Regions from separate parts of the Homo sapiens genome. Here region 2 is linked to region 1. The links are chromatin loops, found by intact Hi-C in ENCODE. Cell type or tissue: A673. All regions are shown on one strand.

What was found. Peaks named below come from ENCODE experiments on the same cell type or tissue, not always from the same donor. Only the 100,000 strongest peaks of a DNase experiment are listed, where the experiment ranks them.
Region 2: it touches region 1 in a loop (6-fold over the local background); 1 of 110 quality-filtered maps calls a loop at or near these places.

The regions. Positions count from the first base shown.
Region 1 is chr2:182,357,821-182,362,820 of GRCh38, reverse strand. The region is part of intron 1 of PDE1A (phosphodiesterase 1A); the gene reads left to right. Among named protein-coding and RNA genes, the nearest start is that of PDE1A, 67 kb to the left of the region's middle. In A673, no CTCF peak of the experiment used is centred here; DNase peaks (open chromatin) are centred at 2,460, 2,980 and 4,000; H3K27ac peaks cover 2,665 bases.
Region 2 is chr2:182,575,181-182,580,180 of GRCh38, reverse strand. It overlaps a transcript of PDE1A not described here. Among named protein-coding and RNA genes, the nearest start is that of DNAJC10, 140 kb to the left of the region's middle. In A673, no CTCF peak of the experiment used is centred here; DNase peaks (open chromatin) are centred at 2,150 and 2,600; H3K27ac peaks cover 2,802 bases.

The DNA.
Region 1 (5,000 bases):
CATTTAGGTTGATTCTATGTCTTTGCTATTGTGAATAGTGCTGCAATGAATAGTGCATGTATGTGTCTTTATGATACAACAATTTATATTCCTTTGGGTATATACCCAGTAATGGGATTGCTGGGTTGAATGGTATTTCTTAGGTCTCTGAGGAATCACTACATTGTCTTCCACAACAACAACCACATTTTTATAGATAAGTTTGAAAATAAAAGGAAGATAAAAGGTAAATTGACAATTTAAAGAGAAACAATATATTAGGCATTTTGTGCCAGTTTGCATGGGAGTTTCTTGGTTTTAACATGAAAGTCCTTTGTCCTGGGAACCCTCTCAGCCCTGTGCAGGCCAGGACAGTTGGTCACTTTTTATTCTTATAATTGTCTATTATTGTTTAAATTTTGTAATCACCTGTTCCTGTCTTAGTGTGAGATGGCTACCGTACATTATTTTATTTTATTTCTGTTCTATTTCTACTTTTTTCCCGTGCTACTGCTGACACTACTATGGTTTCCAGTAATTTTTAATAAGATTACAAATGTTTATCCAACAAAAAGGCCTGGGGGACATCCTTCTTTAACTGATAAGTCTGTAAATGGTATAATTTCATTGGTCTTCTGGATTGATTTGCAGAATGAATACATGTTCTTCTTGCTAATACTTTTCATATTATTATGAAGAAAGTACCAGACTAGCAAACATCTGAATTCTAGTGCAAATTCTGCCACTAATCTCAACTCACCTCACCAACCTGGCCTTTGTTTTTTCTTTCATAAAATGAAAACCGATGCTAAAGCAAACTCTTTACACAACCAGCATTCTAGGATAGTAACGATTCTGTGGGGTTTCTTCTGACCTGCAGTTGAAACTGTTCCTTTTGCTTGGTAGATGGCTTGGCCACTGCTATGTCCTCAATCAAAGAACTTGGCAGTTGGGGAAAAGCAGGAGCCTCCCTGGATCTAGAAAAGTCAAGGGAATTTTGGTTCCCTTATGTTACCAGTGTTAGTGCCTGACCTGCCTTTTCCCAACTAAGATTTCCTCATGATAAAAAGTGCGAAAAAAGTGTGATGTAGCTCTTAAACATTTTCCTATTAAAGTGGCTGTGTTCCCTGCTAAATTAATGTTTAAGGGATCCAGCTGTTTTGTGAGCAATTTAAAACATAATTTGATGATTTACTATCAATTTCCTCATAAAATGTGCATGGTTATGACTAAAAAAATATACACAGAGATATGAGGCTGAACTGTGTGTGTAGAAATTAAAGGAAACCTGGCCATTCATATTTTTTCCTTATCCTCTAAATATTTAGCTGTGTGCTATCCTTTCATAAATTTGAATAAAACCTATTAGACAAACAAGTAGTTTCATCTAAATACAACTCTCATGTTTAGATTTACAAATCCTTTGGGGAAAAAATGTTAGCAAAAGCAAGTATCATTTGCAATTAAATACTTTATATTTAAATGATACTTAGGTGTTTAGAGATCACATTTTTTGCCTATTAATCCTCACAGTATGGATACCCCAAATACCTTGATTTGATCACTATGCATTACGTATATCTAACATTATTTCACATGTACTATGTACACATGTAAAAATAATCATGTTAATAACAGAATCCTCATAGTGATGTTAGAAAAAAGCAAGTGTTAAAATCAGATTGGATTCAGATCTTTACACTATCACTCACTAATTGTAAGTACTTGGGGGAATCAGATCAGACCTCTGATCCTTAGTTTCGGCCGGTGTGTAATGGTGATTGCAGTGTCTGTCTCATTTACTCAACCCTTTCCCAAGTTGTTGGAGGACTAAATGAGGTAATGCTAATAATGTATCTAGAAGAATGCCAGACAAATAAGCCTTTATTATTATTATTCCTGTTTACAGATAAATAAATTGAGGCTCAGGGAGGTTAAGTGATTTGTCCAATAGACATAACTTGTAACTTGAGGACCCAGGACTTGTTTACAAGTAATATTTTAAAACTTGTCAAGAATCCATACAGCAGATCAACTGAGTACAGGGCTGAATTATGACTTGTTGGGCCATGGGCATTTTTGCCTTCATGGGCCCCTTCCACCATAGGGGGAAAAAAAAAACTTCTAAAAATGCAGGTGGGATTGATTTGAATATATACATTACTATTATATTCACTTTGTCGTCATATTTTAAAGGAAATTAAAATAAGAATATTTTTGCAGGTCTCTACATGCGTCATAGGCCCTGGGCACTATGCCCACTGTGTCTAATGGTTAAACCAATCTTAAGTTACGAAAAAAAAAAAAAAAAACACTAAACTGCTTCATATGGAGACAAACCTAACATGAATAAGGGATCCTTCTATCCCTATGTTTGGTCTTGCAATTCAGAGTGTTCCAGTGAGGTCTCCCTGCCCCGCTCACAGTGACTTCCTAAGTATACTATAGTTAGCTCCTAAACTGAGTTAGATTAAACGGGGACACTTGCCAAATCCGATTGCCTCACTCTCTGTGAGTGATGGATGAGATTATACGAATTTAAAAGTCTGGGATAAAGAAGTTAATATTTTAAAACATGTAAAACACAACAGTTCTTCCACATCAGATAATGAAATCTAAGATTAATCACAAACAAATGTGTACTAGGAAATGTAGTAATTCATCACGTCTTCTCCAGAAGTCGTATCTATGTTAAATGTTCCAAAACAGTGTCAAAGTCTGTGTCTGGAGTTGGTGTAATCCGGAAAGAAAAGGAGCCCAGAGTCATGCATTTTAAGTGTGTAGTTTTCATAGAATAATCATTGGGAGAAAGAGGAATGCTACATTAAAACTTTTGTAGCATTTTCTTCATGGTATTTGGGTTCCATTTTGAGGGCTCTATAGAATTTAGAAATTGCAGGTTTGAACTGTATAAAATCGTTGGACCATCTTCAAGAAACAAAGCTAAATAAACATGTCATTCCTTGGCAATCTCAAGATAAGCCTGCCCTTCTTTGCCGGCTAATGTTTGGTGTGGTGTGATCATCTGAGTTTCCTCAGACAGGAAGGTTTATGAATGCAGGGAATAGAAGCTCATGGGAAAATGCCTTCTGTAACCTTTTCCCTGTTACTTTTCTTGACCGCTGGGAGCTTTAGTCTCAGTGACATAAAGTGTTTCTATGGCATACAATCCCATACAGATCTTAACTACTCATTTACTATACTGATGTGGATGTCAAACAAAAAAATACTTCATTAAAATGACATCAATAATCTTTCTGATGCATGAAAATGATGTTTCAAACGAGGGAAATGCATTAGTACAGTTGTATACTTAGGCATCCAAATTCTTAGACCCAGAAACTGATTTAAAACTGAAAAAGTCATTTACGTAAATCATTGATGTGTCAGCTAAGAGCTTGTAAATTTGTCCTCTCTAAAAGCAGTTTTACGTTATAAAGTCGCTCAATAAAACCTATCAAGAATCGGATGGAGGGATTTATTACTGTTATTTATTACAAGTTTTAACATGGTCATTTTGAGTTTGCTTTTTAAGAGACTATCCACTAAGTGAGTTAGTGTGCTCTGAAAGAGTGTACTTAAATTTTGCTTCAAATGGATTCTGGTTATTATCAGTTTCAAACTAAGGAAGCAGAACTGTTTATGTAAAGTTAACTTAGATTTATTAAACTTTTAAAGAGTTTGCTTGGGAAGAAGCTGTGCCTACCTTTCCCAAAGACTTACACATGTTCAAACAATGTTAACTTGTTCAAGAAACATCCACAGCTACATGTTAGGAATTATAGTAAGTATTGTAAAGTCAGAAAGGAAAGAAAGAATAAAAGGAAGAAATGAAGAAAGGACAGAGGAAGGAAGGAAGGAAGGAAGGAAAGGAAGGAAGGGAAGGAAGAAAGGGAATGGAAGGAAGATGAAAGGACAAGCAGTGTAGCAAATTAGTTAAATAACTAGGGTTATGGAGTCAGATGGCCTCAGTTTGAATGCCATCTCTTCTAATAACAAGAAACAAAACTTTCAGGAAATTACTTAACTTGCCTCTCCTTCAGTTTCCTCATCTGTAACACGGGGATAATAATAGTCTAACCTTCTAGGACTGTTATGAGAATCAAATGGATTTATGTATGTAAATTGCTTAGGATCCTGCCTGTCGCTTAGTAAGCCTTCAAAAAATGTTAGCTATTAGCTGAATATTGTTGCTACCAAAAAACTCGTAGTGTAATAGGAAAACAGCAAGATACAGATGCAACTATAATATAGCATGATAAATATTGTGAAATAAATCTGAACAAAGTGCTAGAGGAGGCACAGAGATGATACCAATGGAGAAAAACACGGTGTCTAGGAAAAGAAGATAATAGATAAGGGATGAAAAACATAAATGCAGAACAGCACAAAGGAGGCAAGATTAATTCTGATTAGTTGGGTTAGACAAAACTTCAAAAAGGAAGTTTCCTGATGCATATAAAGATTTAGAAAGTATGCAGATGTAAGGGCATCAGAAAAGGCATGGGGACATAAAACACAAGGTAAATTTAAGAAGTAGTGATTGGTTAAGTGAACCTTGAGGGAGAGTGGCTGAGTAGAGGGAGATAAATATGGAAAGGAAGATTAGAATCAGGCTATCCATGGCTTTCCAGAACCCTAACATACGAACACTATGAAGCCATTACAGGATTACATGAAAAGGTGGTATCATCGGATTCGTCCCTAAAAAGATAACTTTAAGTGAGGAAGGGTGCAATCATGTCCACCCAAAACACAAGCCTAGAAAATGGAAGGTGGCTGAGAAATGGTTGAGAGCCAACCAAGAGATAGTCATCCACTTAGAGGCAAGAACTGCAACACAGCTCATCACAAGGAAGTGGGTGCTGACTTCCCTACCTTGATCTGCAGGCATCAGTGGAGCCACATGGTAGCTTGGGACAAACTGCTTATAAATCTAACATATATTTCATGATCTACTGATAAAAGTCCATTTATTTCTTTGAGGCATGTGCCTTAACTCAGTGGAGCTGCCTTTGAAA
Region 2 (5,000 bases), 220 kb before region 1:
AATATACCATTTTGGCCAACACAATCCAACCATAAGAAGTTCTCTGTGATACAGTGAATTCCTTGTTAAGCAAGGCAAATTTAGGAAATTCAAATGATTAATTTGTGTGTTTATTTTAGTTATCAAAGGAGTAGTTATAGTTTGTTTTGAAGATGTTGTTAGCCTGAATGAAATGGAAACAGGGTCTGTGTATTTATCTGCATTTAATGAAGTCACATTGCTCATGATCAGCTATAGTGAAATATGTGCTGATAGCATTTTTGGGGACAAGAAGAGTTAGCTAGACATTCTTTCACTGTTTGTTGTTCTCATGGAATTAATGCCCTCCATTTGTGTTTCTTCTAGTCCTATAATGATCATTCTTTTGTCCAAATTATACAAGTGTATACCACTTTATTATAATAATTTATATGAAAGTAATTTAGATTTAAAATGCTCATTTCTCCTTTTTTTTTTGGGCATACCATGTACTTGCTTCTAGGTATGATGGAAAACAGGAAAACAGTTATCCCCGTCTTTCAAACTTGTTCTCCTTTCAGACTTATGCCAACAATGACAGTCAAAGTGGCTCTATATACTCATAGCCCTTGGCTGATCTTCAAGCTGCTGCAGACCATGCCACTTGGGGAGAACTGAAAATGATTCTGATCCCTTGCAGAAGAAATCTTCATTAGCTGTGTTTCTTGCTAATTTTTAGATATTTGTCTCGCTGCTTTGCTATGAGCTACTTAAGGGCAGGGACTGAACTCTATAGCAGAGTGCCTAACTCCTAACATTTATTGTCCATGTATTATATGCCTGCCACCTTGCTAAGGGAGTGACCTCCCACTTTATAGATGAGCAAAGGGAGGCCAACAGAGAGAATAAATAAGGAGTCAGATGCTACGTAGCAAGCAAGTGAGTAGCAGACAGAATTTGAACCAGGCAGTCTGACTCCAGAGCTGGGGTCAGCCCCATTCAGCAGCAGAGATGGTCAACTAATAAGTATTTCTTAAATCCATTGTAGCATGTTTATTTTGAGATACATTAAGCTCACTGTTTTCCTGTTATAATCAAGTTAGAATTAAGTGGCTCTGAGCTTTCAAAACTGTTTTCAGGTTATTTATTCACTTCACTCAAGGTGAAAACATTTGTTTTTCCCTTTTGTGTGAATAGATAACTAAGTGTCTTTTAGGAAAAAGAAAGAGAAGCAACTCCATTGCCTAAAACTTGACTTTACAAATTGTATTTGTTGAGCAGAACTTCAGAATTTTGTCTTTACTAGATTAAAAAATTATATAATAGTACTTTGTTATTGCAACAAGGTCACCATGTGAGATCTAAGAAGAGGCTGATAATACTCCCTTCAACCTTCCTTCAGGCCTAAAGTAACCCATGTTAGCACCTCACTGTCTACCATTCCTTGCCCTTTCCTGAGCTCACAATAGGGCAAAACTATGTACACTGCTACAACTTACTGTTTGCATGGAGTGGAAATACCATTCTTTCAGGTTCATGTAAAAAAGCTAGCTTATTTTTTAAATAGCAGTATACTTTTCTATTGTATAAATGTACTTATTCAACCATTCCCTTACTGATGAACTTTGGTTTGTTTCCAGGGCCCCTGTCCTCTTTGCTGTTAAATGATAAGCTTATGAAAAAATGAATCTGTTGGTCAAAGTACATGAATATTTTAAAATAGATGTTGCCAGGTCACATTATTCAAAACTTTACTAATTTAAACCTTAATAATATAGACTTTCTTTTTGAAATCATAAAATATTGCCTTTTTAATGTTAGAAGCTTTAGGTCTCTATTTTGTTTCCTATGTTTGGAATAAAATTTGTAAGAAACTCAGATGATAAGCTTAATAGATACATAAGGTATAAAAGAGGACCCTTAAATTTGCTTTGTAAGAAACTCAGATGATAAGCTTAATAGATACATAAGGTATAAAAGAGGACCCTTAAATTTGCTTCCTGCCAAAGAGTAGAAGGGAGTTTAGAAGGAAAGAGATCCATGTTATGCTTTATTATAGAGGTTCCATGATTTAGGCTGGCTCATGACTTCGGGCTTCTTCTAGACCAAAGCTCATGGTTCAGAAAATGGAAAAAGAAAAGCCTTCTTTCTGGTCCTTGTGCAAAGACACTTTTTAATTTTTAAATTTTAACTAATTCTTCCTTGCTCTTTCCCCTCCCTCCCTCCGTCCCTTCCTTCCTTCCTTCCTTCCTTCCTTCCTTCCTTCCTTCCTTCCTTCCTTCCTTCCTTCCGTTTTCTTTCTTTCGACAAAGTCTTGCTCTGTCGCCCAGACTGGAGTGCAGTGGTGAGATCTAGGCTCACTGCAACCTCTGCCTCCCAGGTTCAAGCGATTCTCCTACCTCAGCCTCCTGAGTAGCTGGGATTACAGGCACGGGCCACCACACCTAGCTAATTTTTGTATTTTTAGTAGAGACGGGGTTTTGCTATGTTGGCCAGGCTGCTCTTACCTATTGAGAAGGTTCTACCAACTCTCTTTGGCAATTCTGTAAGTGCAATTTTATGAATGCAATTCTATGAGTGCAATTTTAGAGGTGATCTCACACATCGGACCTGCTGCCACATTCAGCATTCCCTGATTATCATGTTTGACCCCTTCACCTCTTGCTTTAGTTATTCTAAACAGTGACATTCTGTCAGAAGTCTTGTGTGACTATTTATCTTTCTCTGTTTCTAAGCAGTTCACATGTCAAAGAATACAATATCTAAGACATCTGGCTGTCCGAGCTTTGCCATCTGGGGGAAAGAGTTTCTCTTAATCAATTTAATCAGACTCTATATTTGTAGAACTGACAAATCTGCAAATTCAGGATGGGACAGAAAGTTTATTCTAATTAATTATTCTTAATTTGGTAACAATATGAATATTTAAATTAGTACTGCAGCATGGCTTATAGAGATGTCAGATGGAACTGAATTTGAAACTCGGCTTCACCTCATAATGGTAGTGTAGACTTGGCCAAGTTAATTATATTCTAAGCTTCAGATTCTTTCTGTATAAAATTGGGCTAAAATATACATCTCTCAAAGTAATATGAAAAGTAAATCAAGTAGCAAAAGAAAAAATGATCAATTAAACTACATTGAAATTAAAAACTTCTGTGCATCAAATAATACAATCAATAGAGAAAGCAACTCATGGAATTGGAAAAAATATTTGCAAATCGTATATCTGATATGGTTAATATTCAGAATATATAAATAACCTTTATAATGCAAGGACAAAGAGCAAACAACCAAATAAAAATGGGCAAAAACTTGAAGAGACATTTTTCTACTTAAGATATATATGAAAAGATGCTTATAATCACCAATCATTACAGAAATGTCGATTGAAGTCATAAAAACCACTGATACCATCTTCTATCTACTGGTGATATCAGTGGTTTTAATGGCTTTAATTGGGATGGCTACTATAAAAAACACAAAACAAAATAACAGATTTTGGCAAGATTTAGAGAAATTGGAACCCCTGTGTACTGTTGGTCGGGATATAAAATGGTGTAGCCACTGTGGAAAACAGTATGGTGGTTCCTCAAAAAATTAAAATTAGAAGTACCATATAATCCAGCAATTTCACTTCTGTTTATATACACAAAAGAGTTGAAAGCAAGATCTTGAAGAAATATTTGTACACTGATGTTCATAGCCACAATATTCACAATAGCCAGAAAAGTGGAAGCCACACAAGTGTTCGTTGGTAGATGAATGGATAAGAAAAATGTGGCCTATACATACAAAGGAATATTATTCAGTCTTAAAAAGAAATGAATACTAACATATTCTACAACAAGGATGAATCTTGAGAACATTTTGCTAAGTGAAACAAGCAGTCATAAAAAGACAAATATGGTGCCATTCTACTTGTAAGAGGTACCTACAGTAGTCAAATTCATAGAGACGTAAAGTAGAAGGGTGGTTACTAGGTGCTTAGGGAAAAGAGGAATGGAGACTTTTGGATTCATGGGTGCAGAGTTTCAGTTTTGCAAGATGAAAAGAGTTCTGTAGACGAATGGTGGTAATGATTATATGACAATTTGAATTTATTAAGGCCACTGAACTGTACACTCAAAAGTAGTTAAGATAAAAAAGTTTGTTATATGCATTTTATCACAATTTTTAAAAAGCAAATCAGATAATGTATATACAGCACCTAGTGTGTTCTTAATATAGTACTAATTAATTAATTAGTATTAGTATTAATAATATATATTATAATATATTAATACTATATATAGTATAATAATATGATACTATATATAGTATTAACTTTATATATATATAAAGTATTAACTTATATGATCACAAGGTCCCACAATAGGCTCTCTGCAAGATGAGGAGCAAAGACTAAGTAATTAATAATTAATAATACTAATTATTAATAATTATAATATATAATATATTATTAATACTATATGTAGTATTAAGTTTTTATATATATCTATATATATATAGATACATAATGGAATAATTGTGTCTCCTGGTGGCAGCGTTCCTCCCCTGGAACTAAGACCTCTAGGCTGGCAGACCCTGGTATTGTTTCTCCCATAGCCAGGATTCATGGGTCCAGGAATCAAAGGGCAGAAGTGGAAGTGGCACCACTCACCATCACCCCCTAGCAAAATTTTTGCTTCCTGTTCCTGTGGCATTATGTTCTGCTGGCCTAGAGGTCTTAGTTCCAGAGGAAGGAACATTGCCACCAGGAGTCACAACAATTATTCCATTAAACTAGAAGTTAAGATTGCCACCTGGACACTTTGGGCTCCTCCTATCTTTAAGTCAACAGGCTAAGAAGGGAGTTATAGTGTTGGCTGGGGTGATTGACCCAGACTATCAGTATGAAATCAGTGTACTCCTCCACAATGGAGGTAAGGAAGAGAATTCGTGGAATACAGGAGATCAATTAGGGTGTCTTTTAGTATTATCATACTCTGTGATTAAGGTCAATGGGAAACGACAACAGCCCAATCCAGGCAGGACCACAA